2 separate regions of the Mus musculus genome follow, and region 2 is linked to region 1. A link is a contact called in ENCODE Hi-C or POLR2A ChIA-PET data. All regions are on one chromosome and are shown on one strand. The core of a region is the stretch at or near the end of the contact, and the rest is flanking DNA. Distances in the headings are between cores, read along the strand shown.

The links. Hi-C counts contacts between places; a loop is a spot of excess contacts on that map. ChIA-PET counts read pairs that join two places held with the same protein, here RNA polymerase II (POLR2A).
Region 2: a loop to region 1 is called in a map of T-helper 17 cell, with 2.7 times the contacts of the local background. The contact joins the promoter of Lyzl4 here to the promoter of Entpd3 in region 1. A Hi-C loop is called at or near these places in 1 of 37 maps with a recorded cell type or tissue (T-helper 17 cell). POLR2A ChIA-PET finds 5 or more read pairs at or near these places in 1 of 5 experiments (embryonic stem cell).

What each region holds. Positions count from the first base shown.
Region 1 is chr9:120,536,626-120,543,726 of GRCm38, forward strand. It overlaps Entpd3 (ectonucleoside triphosphate diphosphohydrolase 3), which reads left to right and starts at 3,193. Exons shown (of 11, transcript NM_178676.5): 1 at 3,193-3,258; 2 at 4,027-4,078. The coding sequence starts at 4,039.
Region 2 is chr9:121,583,706-121,590,806 of GRCm38, forward strand. Lyzl4 (lysozyme-like 4) reads right to left here and starts at 3,256. Exons shown (of 5, transcript NM_001382835.1): 1 at 2,988-3,256; 2 at 629-878; 3 at 367-516. The coding sequence starts at 767. It overlaps Lyzl4os (lysozyme-like 4, opposite strand), which reads left to right and starts at 3,315. Exons shown (of 4, transcript NR_040740.1): 1 at 3,315-3,527.

The DNA of each region.
Region 1 (7,101 bases), core at 1,943-4,442:
GCTTGTATTCACGAGCTGAGGGTGAGGCGTCTGTACCTTCCAGTACGAGTGCTTCCAGGGGGATGGTGAAGCAAGCGCCTCGGAATAACCGGGCTGGTCTGGGAGCTGCAGAGGTGTTCCTTTAGTGTGAACCAGAACTGAGCTTCCAGGGGAATAAAGGGAGAGCTGAAGCCGCCCACAGAGGAGGCTGGCACTGTAGACTGAGGTGAGCAAGGAGAGCTGGCTCAGATGGATCTTGGGCTATTTTTAGATACATTTAGGTCCCCTGGCCCAAGAACCTTTCTCGGTTCCCAGCAGCTCACCAGAGTTGCTACTGTCAGATGTATACCTTAGAACAGATCTCTCACTTTGGGTCTGGGTGACAAGCCAACTGCAGTCAGTGGACTCCTGTTCCCCTAGATGCATAAGGACCCAGGTTTTTATAACATGTGTTATGTTCCAGTACCCCATAGTGTTCGAAGAAATTAAGTCTTATATGTAGTCAACACTCCTTCCCCCAGAGCAGATCATATACCAGTCCTTCAGCAAGGACCCATCTCCATCCAACACTGCTCCTTGTGAACACACACATATACTCACACATTCACACATACACACACTCATACATAACTCACACACTCACATACACAGCCACACTCACACATACACTCATGCATAACTTATAGACTCACATTCACATATACACACTCATACACATACACTCCACACACACATACACACATACACTCACACACACTACACATACCCTCTCACACACACACTTACACACATACCCTCCTCACATACACACACAGTCACACATGGGCTTTTCTCTCTAGGCTCACAGGTTTTCAAGCAGGAATTCCTCTCTTCAAGCCCTCTGTCCATCCCACAGGGACTTCAGCCCTACTTACAAAGGAGCAAACCAGTGGAATTTTAGAAGGCAGCCAAGGACCTTGCCCTCAGACCTTCCTTCCAGACCTACTGAGCCACAAGGGAGGATGGTTCAAGACCTCTATCGTCCTTAGCTTTGATTGTCAATTTAATGATAGAATCATTTGAGGAAGAAAACCTCAATTGAGGAATTGCCTAGGTCAGATTGACCAGTGCATATCTTTATTGGGGATTGTCTTGATGTCGGAGGGTCCAGCCCACTGTGGATGGCACCATTCCCTGAGCAGGCTGCCCTGGATTGTATAAGAAAGGTGAGCATGAGCCTGTGAGACATTAGTCCAGTACACATCCTTCATGGTTCCATTTTAACATCCTGCTTGAGAATCCTACCCTGACTTTCCTCACTGATGCCCTGTGACCTGGAAATATAGTCAAATAAACCCTTTCCTCCCCTAAGGTGGTTTTGGTCAGAGTGCTATCAGAGCAACAGAAAATACAACAGGACAACCTCTCACTCAAGCTTCTAGCTTTGGGCCCTCTAAGGAGCCAAGAGGCTGCACCAGAAATGGGCTCCGAAGCCCTCTGGGTCTCTGCAGTCCCTGGGCTGTCCTTCTTTGTCATCTGTCCTATTTGGCTTCCTCCAAGCTGTTTTTGTCCTGACTGTTGGCTCAGTGATGTTTAGAATGAAGGAGCATACTTTTCGGTCCCCATTAAGCCCCCTGGGAATCACCACCACAGATTGGCTTGAGAGTGTGTCTGCCCAGTTCTGTGTTCTCCAGTGTCCGCCCACGTGACTGGAACCCACCTGCCTACTCACCATACCCCATTCTAGTTGTTCTGCACGACACACCCTCTTCCCAGAGAGACTGAGGGGGAATGCACGGAGTTATGTGTGCTCTCAGAGTGGCCTGCCCTGTCCTAATTGGCCCTTGGTTCTGTTTTTCCCTCCAAAAATGTTTGATGGGGAAACTAGGAAAATAAAGTTACCTTGTAGCATGTGTGGTGACCCAAGAGTGACCCCAGTACTAGAAGACTAAGGCAGGAACAAGTGCAAAGCCAGCCTGGGCTACATAGGCAAATCTTGTCTCAAAACAACACACAAAACAGGGTACTGGGCTCCATTCTCCTTTCAGCCTTCCTGCGCTGACTCAGAGCCTCACAATTGCCTGTGACTCCAGTTCCAGAGGATCTGAAGCACTGTGGGTGTCCTCACACACACATGGTATACACACACACACACCACATCACATAATAAGTATATGTAATAATATATAACAAACAATATATAGGCTTAATAATACAACTTTTCTTTTAAAAAGGTTGTCTTGACAGATAGAAGACCGGCAGGCAAGGTGTCTTGGGGTTTCACTTCTGTGAAGAGACAATATGACCACGGCAACTCTTATGAAGGAAAACATTTAACTGAGGCTGGCTTAGAGTTCCAGAGGTTCAGTCCATTATCATCATGGTGGGAACCACGCAGCCTGTGGGCAGACGTGGAGCCAAAAGTTCTACATCTTGATCCTAAAGCAGCCGGAGACTGGATGTGTTCCGCGGTGGGTGTGATTTGAGCGTATAAGAGCTCAAAGCCCTGCCTCCACAGTGACATTCTTCCTCCAACAAGGCCACACCTCCTAATAGTGCCACTCCCTGTGGCCAAACATTCAAACACATGAATTTGTGGGAACCAAACTTACTCAAACTACCACCCAGGGGGTGCCTCTTGGGACTGGGGGCAAGGTCACATCACATCCTCTTCTGCCTTGGGTTCAGGGGACTGTGCAGGGAGTTAGAAGATAAAGATGTGGAAAGCTCTCTGACTGGGTCCTGGTGGGACACTGAGCTAACTAACCCTGTCAGCTTAAGAGCATCTGCCATCACCTAGGAAACACACTTCTGAGCAAGTCTGAGACTGGGTGTCTAGGCTGGGTTAACTGGGCCAGAAAGACCCATCTTGAACGAGGGTGGTACCAGCGCTTTAGGCTGGGATCTCTGGTACCTGAATGCAGACAGGATGTGACTGCAGTCTAAGATCCTGCCAAGATACGTTTTTAGGACAGTACCTACAACCGTGAGTCACCTTTTCTTCTTTAGGTCCCTTTTGTCAGGTACTTTGTCAGCAACGAGGGAAGTAACTAAAACAAGGCCTGAAAGGATTGGCTACCCCCCACGTGGCAATGATTCCCCCTCCATCCTCATGCCGGACAGGCTGGGGTGAAGTGAAAGAGAAGAGCCTGGGAAGGTGAAGAGGTCCTGGCCCCAGCGCTTGCGGGAGGCGGTCCCTAGCAGGCTGCGCCACCCACGCCACCTCGCTCCGCCTCCTGGACTCCCGCACCCCAGAGGCGCCTCCGCTTTTCAGCAACCCGCAGCGAAAGCAGCGCCCAGGTAAGGTCTGGCCCCGCGCGCAGGAGTGGGATGGAGCAGGCTGTGGGGGGCTGGGAGCGGGGAGGGAAGGAACCAGCACAGCTTCCCGCAGAGGGCCGCAGGCAGGAGCTGAAACCCGGGGAGCTGGGCACTGTCATCTGACAGGGACAGGACACCGCGTCACGAAGCACCCCAAGACCTGCAGATGCAGGGGACGGGCCAACTCCCAGGTCCCCACCCTGATCCCCAGGGCCTGACAGCTGTCTGCTGGTGTTCAGCTCAGGGAGCTGGAGACACCCCGCGGGTCTTTAAGGGTGACTGCATGCTGGCAGCCACCAGCACACACCGATGCCAACCGGCTTTGCTGGTGCGCTTTGAAGTATAACCCAGCCCGAGCCTTGTGAATATTACTAAGAGGGGGTTCGCTCTGCCCGGGTGCTGGTCACAGGTGCGGCCCACAGGAGAAAAAAAAAAAAGAAAGAAAGAAAGAAAGAAAGAAAGAAAGAAAGAAAGAAAGAAAGAAAGAAAGAAAGAACACATGCGCGCTCACACAAGCTTTTGGGGTTTTATTTTCAAAATTGCTCTCTAGTTAAAGTTTTAACCAATCCATTCTTCCAGCTTTACATTTGGGGAGGGGATACTGGGTTTGGAGTTCCAGCTTCCATCGGTCTCTGACGTTCTGGTTTGACCTCATTGTTTCTAAAGAGGCTTCGATTTAGATGACGTTGTGTTCAATATCAATACGTGCAAGTTTAGCCACACGCTCCTTCTGTGTTCTTACCCCTGCAGCCCGGAGAGAAGATGTTTACCGTGATGACCCGCCAGCCATGTGAACAGGCAGGTAAGTGTTGCTCACTGGATGCTAGGTTTTGTCAGACCCAGGGAGAATCCCAGCTTTGGTTCGTAGCTCTCCATCTATATCTCCTGTGAATGGCTGTTTATCGTTGTTCCAAGACTTCGCTCACCTGGGTTTCACCCTTGACATTCTTCAGATAAAAGTAATGCTTTTCCACAAAGCCACAGGAAACAAGGGCTAACACGAATGTTTGGCTTAAATGGTTTTTCCTGTTCGTATAATCCATTATTTTGGCTCTTGTGGTTTCCTTACCTAGCTATGTGTAAGGTTTGTGTTATGTGTTGTTGACGTGGGAATGAATCCTGATAGAGTTGGGTCGCCCTGAGTACTATGGTAAGCTGCACAGGAACACCTCTCCCTCTCATCTGTCTCTCTCATTTGTCTCTCATCTGTCTCTGTCTCTCTGTCTCTGTCTCTGTCTGTCTCTCTCTCTGTCTCTCTGTCTCTGTCTCTGTCTCTCTCTGTCTCTCTCTCTGTCTCTGTCTCTCTCTCTCTCTCTCTCTCTCTCTCTCTCTCTCTCTCTCTCGTGTGTGTGTGTGTGTGTGTGTGTGTGTGTGTGTGTGTGTGTGTGTGTCCTGTCTCTCCCTCCCTTCCTTCCCCCTCCCCATCTTTCCCACACACTTTCAAACCTGCCCAGCTTGGCTGCCTGACCTCCCGGCTCCTCAGTACTGCCCCCCCCTGCTGCCCCCCCCCCCCCAGCTATTCATGCAGATGTGAGAGAGATGCGGAGGTGGGAGAGGCGTCCACTCAGCTAGCCCTCACCTCCTCTCTAGGCTCCAGTAGGCACCTGCAATTAACACTGTTTGCCCAGCCCTCCCTACTCCACAGCTCTAGGCTGCATTTCTTCATGAATGAGACCTAGCCTAGTCTGTTCACTTTTTTGCTGGCTAAGTGTTTGTTGAAGGTAATCACAGCTTTTGACTTAGAAAGTGCTGAAGCTAGAGGATCCTGGAGGCCAGCCCCTGGCTGTGGTCAAGAGCCTGCTTACATTCCACACACCCCCTCCTGTGAAGAGGTTCCTTAGCTATGCCCTAAACTGCTGATTCTTGGCTTCCAACAGGGTATGACTTGAGGGCATATAGACTAATTTATACTTATATTTTTGGAAAGAGCAATTGTACTAAAGAAGATGGTTTGTATTGCATTGCACATTTCCCCCCAAAAGACATTGGAATTTAGCAGACATGGTAACATGCCACATACCAGCTAATCAGTTACATTCTTTCCGAAGGTAGATTAAATTTGGCCGATTAACACTATTAGGTCTTGTTGGGGGGAAAAGTGCCTTAAACCTCTGTGACTGACACCGATGTGGTTTGAAAATAGGTGTGGCTGGGGAACTTCTATTCAGAAGCACAGAGAAGTGACCCATTTCCCCCCTGATGCTCCGAGGGTCAACACCACAGGGCTAGGCTCTCCTCCAGATCTGTACGGCTGCTTGCGCTATGAGTCAAGTGGGGTAGGATCCCAGAGGTGCAGATTGGGGTCAGGTGTAAGCTTTGAGTTTGGGTAAATATTGACACATCTTCTTCCCTGGATGCCATACCTGCTCACACTCCCCTCGAGGGAGGAGAAGGTGCTAAGTAGCTACCTCTGACATCAGGAAGTGTCTGTCATTTGTCCCCATTGATCGGCAGAAGGAATTGGATCTTCAGAGCAGCCCACCCCACCCTCCTCTGACCGCTTGCTTTCCAGGCAGCGGGCTAGGTGATGCAATTGGATACGGGGCTGTGTCTAATTTGATTACTGTGGTGCACGAGGTCTTTGTTCTCTTCCAGGAAAGAAAAAAATGTAGAAACAAAGAGGAAGTAAATCATAGGCTTCAGAGTCATAAGAAGGAATGTTCTGGAATAGGGCTGGATGCACCCATGGCTGTGGAAGGAAGGGTTGGGGTGGTGGAAAGGAGCTGGAGGCCCTCTTCCCAGATCCACAGGGCCTCCTGAGCGACTGAATGTTTGAAATACGACTGACGAGTTCAGTATTTATTTTAAATACTTTGCACTTAAACAGCCAATTTTAAGAGAAATATTGATGTCTTCTTATCTTCAATTATGATATCACATTTCAGCCATTGGGTACTTTTTTGTATTTATGCCTTAAAAGTTCTACCAAGAGTATTATTTAGACAAGGTTAGTTTGTTTGTTTTTATTATGCAGGTTCCCATGTAGCCCAGGCTGTTTTTAGACTTTCTCTGAGGCTGGACTTGAATCCCAGATCCCTCTGCCTCTGAGCCTTCCGCCTTTGGGGTGCTATAACTGCAGGCGGGAAGTATCAAGCCCAACCCACTTCAATGTTTTAATTAACTAGCATATTATAAAACTGCATATAAAATTGATAGACCTTAAGTGACACTCCCAAATTGGAGAGTCTCACCTCCTAAAAGCTGAGACTTATGTTTAAGATTGTGTATGGAATTCTTTCATTTGAGACAGGGTCTCACTATGGAGCCCTAGCTGGCCTGGAACTCACTCTGTATAACAGGCTAACTTTGAACTCACAGAGAGCCACCTGCCTCTGCCTACCAAGTGCTGGATGCCACCAGGCCTGGCATGTATGCAATTATCAAGAATTACAAAATTCAAGGCCGGAGAGATGGCTCAGTGGTTAAGAGCACTGACTGCTCTTCCAGAGGTCCTGAGTTCAATTCCCAGCAACCACATGGTGGCCCACAACCACCTGTAATGGGATCTGATGCCCTCTTCTGGTGTGTCTGAGGACAGCTACAGTGTACTCATAAATATAAAATAAACAATCAAATCTTTTAAAAAAAGGATTACAAAATTCAAAGGTGAGTTGTACCAAGGCAGTTGCTTTGCTTTGCTTTGCTTTTCAAGTTTGCCCCTAAAGGACTTTGAAGGACTTGTGGAGTTTTGACAAATGTGGGCAGGCACTGTCACCCCCTCCCCCATAATCCGGTTAATATGGAGAGCACACCAATCTCTGCAGAAAATGCCCATTTTCCCCTCCCCGGGAGCCCCCTCCCCAAACCTTCAGGTGCTCACTCTTG
Region 2 (7,101 bases), core at 2,006-4,505, 1.0 Mb after region 1:
CAGAGCAATCTTTTCCTACTCTCGAGCTGCCTGAGCTCTGTGCCCTGCCCCTGCTCCCAACATCCCAGACATCCCAGCATCTCTGGGCCCATTGGCTTTTATCTTTTATCCTTCTCAGACTAACACACCCTTTCTCTCAAGCTCCTGTCAGACTAGCTAGCACTCCACCTCCCAGAGATGAGCTTCAAGCACAGCCAGTTCCCTCTCCCTGTCTCCTCCAAACATGAAGGTCTGTAGGCTCCTGTGCCCTGAAGGACTGGAGAGGAAGGGACCCACCAGTGCAGGACACACTGCAGAGGGAGTGGAGAGAAAGGGACCCACCAGTGCAAGACACACTGCAGAGGGAGTGGAGAGAAAGGGACCCACCAGTGCAGGACACACTGCAGAGGTTCTTGCCGTGGCCGCACCATTCATTGTCACGAATCTGAAAGAGGCCGAAACCGGTGGAGCCATCTTGTGGGTCCTCATAGACAGCTGAGGGGTTGAACTTGCTCTCAAAATAAGCCAGGCACACCCCTAAGAGGTGGAACAGCGTGTGGGGTAAGAAGATGCTGGTGGTAGGGGATGAGACAGTGGGGGTGGAGATCAAGGAGGTGAGAGAGAGATGGCCCGAAAGGGTCCTACTCACAGTTTTCAAGGCTGTAGCCCTCAAAATAATTCAAGCCCCCATCATAGAGCATCTTAGCCACTGTGCAGCGCCCCAAGATGGAAGCACCGATCGGAGTCAGCAAGTAGCTGATGAGGAGAAGCACCAGGTACAGCTGCATCGTCGCCAAGCTCTGGTGGCTCGAAGCTGTGGATGCCGGCTGAACAGAGAGTCTCAGGCAGCTCCTTCCAAGGTCATAGGGACACTGGACTTTCCAGGGAAAGGAGAGGCACTGGGAGTGGGGGGAGGTCAGGAAGATGGAGGAAAGAAGGAAGAGATGGAAGGAAAGGGGATGAGAAAGCGGAAGAGGAAACAGAGGAAGAGGAGGAGGGGGAGGAAGACAGCTCACTGCATGTACATTGCTGAGCAAGCCATTCCTGCTTATGGTGAGTTACTTCCACTGCTGCCTTTTAGCCTGCAGTCTCTCGGATAACTGAGAGACCCAGCTGAGAGTCTTTCCATCAAGAGGAATCAGCTCTGCCCCTGAAAACCATAACAAAACTCCCTGCTTGGGCCTGTCTGCAAGAGCCACGCCCTTTCACTATACACCTACTGGTCTCACCTTGGTGCCTTCCCTATCCACAGGGCCCCCACACACCATTCCCACACACGTCACTCTCCATCTTCTGGCCCCCACCCCTGGTGCAACTCCTGAAGACTGACCGACCCTGCCTGAGGTCTCCCTCCCCTTGCCCAGGCTTTGCTGCCCACAGTCCCTTCCCTGATCCCTAGGGAATGATAATCCTGTTTTTGGTTGTTGTCCCATGCTTTAAACCATGCTTTAAACCAGAATAATTGACTGGAAAGCAGGGTGTAGCCTCCTTCCAGTGTGCCTCACACTCTGTCACTATAGACCAGTGACAATCACCTCATGCTACTGTGTTGCCATTCAAACATATGTATACTCTCCCAGTGACAGTCTCTTCCTCCTGGAGCCTGCAGCCATGGCTTGGGCTTAGAAAGTCCTTTTTGGGGGGTTATTCTGTGTATTGGAGATCTGGTACACACATAGAGGGTGGCTTAGGCATGAACTGTTGCCCTTAGACTCTCTGGTTTGACCCGTTGGCCCAAGTTGCTGATGCTGTTTCTGGAAGGTTTCGAGCCTTTAAGAGGTGACACCAGCCCCACTTCCTGGTCTCTGCTTCCTGATTGCAGATACGATGTGACAAGTCACCTTGAGCTTTTATAAATGTGAGTCGTCACCTAGTGGCCTTGTTACCACACTGGGCAGTGCCACCAAACCAGAGCCACAAATAAATCTTTCCATTTTTAGGTTGTTGGGTATTTGGTCCCCTCTGTAACAAGCAAAGTGTCCTCTGAAGAATAAAATTGCTCTCTGCCATGAACTTAGCTTAGATGAAACCTCTAAGTGGGGCAAAGGTGGCAGACATGTTTAATTCTGCTGCGTGGTTAGTTGTACACCTGACCACGTCTCAGGAGGTGGTATCTTGGTTCTCAGATAGCCTGGGCCTTAATAGCTGCTTTGCTCTCAGCAGTTGGGATGGCAGTGACCCCAGCAGTGACCTTAACAAGTTATTCAACTTCTCTGTGCTTCAGAGCTCTTTCCTGTCACACAGAGGAAAATACTCCTTGCCTAATTGTGCTGAGAAAATGATTTTAGTATAGAAAGCACTACATGCTCGGGGCAGCCTCGTTCTGAGTCCTGGTTGTACACCCTTGGTCCTCATTAATAACTGAATTTCTATGCATGGGGAGAGAGACCATATTGACATTTTCTAGCTGTGCAAACAGTATTTTGGGAACCATTAGTCTTTCCCAGGCTAGGCACTGTCTCAGCTCTTCCCTCCCTCCAGCAGCCAATTCAGCAGGAACATGGATGCTGTTCTAAGGCCTACCCACCCCTCATCTGCCTGCCTGCCACTGTTCTGGCCCAGGTCATCACCATCTCTGACTAATTATGGGTTTCTAACAACATCCTCCACATACCATTTGTCCAATTCCTCCTGATCTGGCCCCTGTGCCCCTCTTCAGTCTGACCTCAGGCCACTCCAGACCCTTCCTCCCACTTTGTTCTTCCACAGGCTCCCTGCACGTGTTCCCTGGACCACGCCACTCCCGCCACCTTTGTGCCAGCTGTTCCCTCCACCTACATGACTACTCCAATGACCACAGTTTTAACCATGGCCACTGATTCGTCGAGGAAGGTGGCTTGGTTGTCTTTGTAATACATTCTAATAGCAGTCACTGTGTTGTTTTGCTCTCTTGCTTATAACCTTGGTCTCATACAGAAAGCTTGCATGACGCCGTCTCCTCCCCAGAGGCCAGTACCCAATACCTTGCTGGTTCTCGATGATCTTGTTGAAAGAATAAGCAAGCTTACCCTTCCAAAATGTGTCTCCAGATGACCAAAAGGGGACTTTGCTGACAAATGTGCTCTATAGCCAGATGTCGTTTGCCTGTCTCTGCTTCTGCCCACAAAGGCCCACCTACCAGCCCGGCAGGGAGTCCACGTTGCTTGCAGGCTGGGTACTCTGCCGGCACTGGGTCCCCTGCACTTTCTCAGATGCCACTTTCTTAATAACCCATTTGTCTTCACCCAAGAGTTTCTACACCATCGATCCTGCTCCATGAGAAACTCTTCTAGAACCTTCTCTATGACATCTGTGAGCCAGAATGTTCTGAAAGGAGAAGGAATCCATCATCACCACTGAGACCACATTAGCTTTCCGCCACTGCGACAGATGTGTGAGAAGTCTGACGTGGGCCTCAGGGTGCCGGCAGGGCCAGGCTCCTTCTGGAGACAGTAAAGATGGCCCACTTCTTGTTCATACAGCAGTGTTGGCTGAAGGTTACCCTAACTGCTGAGGGCTGCCCACCCTCCTCACTCTGTTCCCCTTCCTGGTCATCAAAGACATCAAGGGTGAGTCCAAATCCCTCCCACCAGGACTCTGTCCTACCTCTGTCCCTCAGGTCAACTCCTCAGGCTTTCTCTTCCACTATTCTGAGGATTTTTGTCACTAGATTGGTCCACCCAGACTTCAGGCAATCTCCTCTTGAGGTACTCAGCCTTAATCATATCTGAAAATCCATTTTGCTAGTAACACATTCTGATGTCCCAAGGGTCATGTCAGGGACACATTTGCCAGGGAAGTGCTCTGTCAGCCATAGCATAACCATCGCAAGGCCCGGGATCAAGGATTCTCTCTTTTTGGATCTAGGCCACCTAATCTGAGACATGAAAATGTCACCTTGGGTTATTATTAGGTCTCAAATGATAAGAGACCTTAAGATAGGAGAGGATATGTTGACTTGTAGGAACATGGAAGTAGTTCCAGCCAGCTCAGTTAAAACTGGTAATTGCATGATTGATTTAAAATAAGAGTGGAAACACACAAAAGAAAAAAAACTAAACCAGCTACAAACACTTCTGCTTAGACCCATGAGTGCATCAGCAAAATTCAGTGTTGGTCTTTAAGAATTATCAACCAGTGTGTGTGTGTGTGTGTGTGTGAGTGTGTGTGTGTGGTGTATGAGTGTTCATGTATGACTGTGTGTGTGTGTGTGTGCATGTGTGTGTGCGTGTGTGTGTGCGTGTGTGTGGCATGTATGAGTGTGCATGTATGACTATGTGTGTGCATGTATGTTGTGTAGTATATACTACACTGTGTATCACTTACAGTTTCCATTGCTTTAAAGTAGAACAATGATTTAGAAGCAGGCAAACTGCCATCCTCTAAACCTCTCTCCCCTCTATGCTGTCACGATTATAACTTTAATTTTTTCAAATCCTATTTTTAATGATGGTCCGTAAATGCTTTAACCTTCCTTGTAACCTACCACTCAGAGGTAGTGGAAAAGAAAGGATACAGAGGAAGTGGACCTGTTTAGAAAGGTTCTTTGGAGCAACTCCCATCTGTGTTGCCTAGAAATCAAAAGTTTGGTTCACAAGTCAGCAGGCAGTGGCAGCTCGATCCACTCGCAAACACTTCACGGATAGACCAGCAGTCCAGTTCAGTAAAGTTGGGTTAACAACAGCAGTGGCACAACCTAGCAGAGACAACCAGGCCTCAGCCCTGGCTTGAGGATGGACCAGGGAGGAACGCCAGGAGATGTTCTCAGTTGTGCCTCTCTCAGGGAGGCAAAGATCAGCAAAGACACAAGACCCACAAGCATTACACAGCTAGCTGTACCTGCAAGTCTAGCTCTGTCGCCATCACTCCGTGGAGTCCTGTTTATAACCTCCAAACATCACGTTCGTCCATGTGTCTTGTCTCAGCATGGGTTTTGCCTCAGCAAAGTCCTGAGAAATGCAGCTAAACTACGAAATGTAAGGCGAACCGATACATGCCCATTGTTAGCAAAGAATCCTTCATCACGTGTCCTTTCATGCGCTTGCTTTAGCAGAACATCCTGTGTCTCCTTCATTGAAACGTCCCTTCACGTGTTTACCCCAGGAAAACACCATCCAACTGACTTTCCAAAGAACCCTTAAGTTTCCACTTCACAAGATGTTAAAAACTTACCCTACATTTACTCCTTCAGCAAAATGCTTTTTGATGACTCCCACTTTTCAAGTTTCTCAAAGTACTCAACTTATGTTTATCATGACCTCAAGCTGGAGTGACAGACTGTGCCCAGTGTGGTTAGTCACCTACCTCAGCCTTACACCCACCTAAGCCGGCAGGTCAGCTCTGAGGGACACCTGGGTGACAGAGTATTCATTGTTACTCACACCAGAGAGCATCATGTAACTTGATGAACTTCTAAATAGCTTTTGAGGATCAACTCGGGTTAGCACACCCCTAAAGACTCTCTCAAGTCAAGAGACATATCTCCTCGGGAGAGAGACATTCTGGTTGGCTGGCTTCCTGAACCTCTGCCTCCTCATATGCCCCACTGCTGTTTGTGCAGGCTTATTTGTCTGTGGAAAACAGTTCACACAGAGAGGGTTAGTGGAGCATCCAGAGAAACAGGCCCCATGCTACCATTACCATTACTGGTTGAGGGCAAAGACTGGTAGACACAGCATAGGAACTAAATATAGCAGCTGTTATTGCAATGTTTCTTTTGGAAAGAAGCCATGCCAATCATTTCCATGCTATCTTAGGACTGCTTTGGGCTGTAGTGGTAGAACTGCAGTGGGGTTAAAAGGCTTTTTAAAGTCTTTTATTATTTTTTAAAATAATATCCTCCCCTGGAACATGGATTTGACTGGACCACCTTGGTTTTGCATTTGCCACTAACCATCTGTGTGGCCTCAAGACAGCTGCTCCTCCTCAAGACAGCTGCTCCTCCTCAAGACAGCTGCTCCTCCTCTATGTGAGGCTAAAGACACGGTGTGGACACTGCTCAGAGCCTGCACAGGGAGTGGGTGTTGATAGCAAGTCTCAGAAAATGGACAAAAGTCACCATGAAGATAGGAATGCAGTCAAACTGGCTTCTGCCTCTGTCCTCTTCCCACCAGTACCACAGTGCTCAACTGCCATTGGATGGCTCCATGGCTCCACCTCCTCCAAGCAGAAGCCAGCAGCGCACCCCCACCCTCAACCCCCAGGTCCTGGTGCCCTAGGCTCCTGCTCAGCAGGTTTCTGGTGCCAGGATGTTGCTCCAGGGCTTTTTATGTAGTGCTCCCTTGTAAGCAAAGTGCAAGGAGGACTGAGGCCACAGGCTGACTCCAGCTTCAAGGAGAGGAAGCAGTTCAGGCCTTGCCAATCTGTAACAAAGGAACCCAGCGGGTCATCCCTGGGCCTTGGAAACCAAACCATCCTTCAGGATGAGTGCTCCCTTTCTGGTGTGGTTGACTCTAAGGTCAGTGAGCCTTCGGCTAGAAGGAGATTTCTGGAGAAGAAATCACACAAAAGGAGAAGCAGCAAAGGGTGGAGGGAATGGGGTGGGAGTGAGCGAGGCTCAGCTGGTAATTTGTCAAATGAGAGAGACAGGAGGATCAGCAGTTTGAAATCATCTCTGACTACACAAAGAGAGAAACAAAGATGATAAAATCATCTATACATGATGATATGATATCCAACCTAGGATCAGCAATTAAATCTAGAAAATATCGCTTGCTGGCTACGTGAGACACTCAGACCTCACTTGTGTGGGGGCTCTTCCGATTCATTTTGATGCAGCATCTTTCCCTCTGGGTTTGTTAGATACAATACAGGAAACCATCTTTAAAAGAATGGGTTTTTCTACGCCCTCCCTTGCTCCTGAATAATGACATAGAGACTTTTTATTTATTATAAGCTTCTTGCAGGATAGCACAATGATGGACTTAGTCTACTTTGCAGTCTACTTCCCAGCCACGTGGCCAGTTACCTGCCATCTTGGTCTCACCATGGTCTCTTCCTCCTTCCACATCCAGATAGCAATTCCCCAGAGTTCTACCTAAGACCCCCTTCCTCCTGCCTGGCTCAGAAGTCCCGCCCCTTCTTGTCCTGCCCAGCCATAGGGTGCTCAGCCCTTTACTGACCAACCAAGAGACGAGGAAGAAC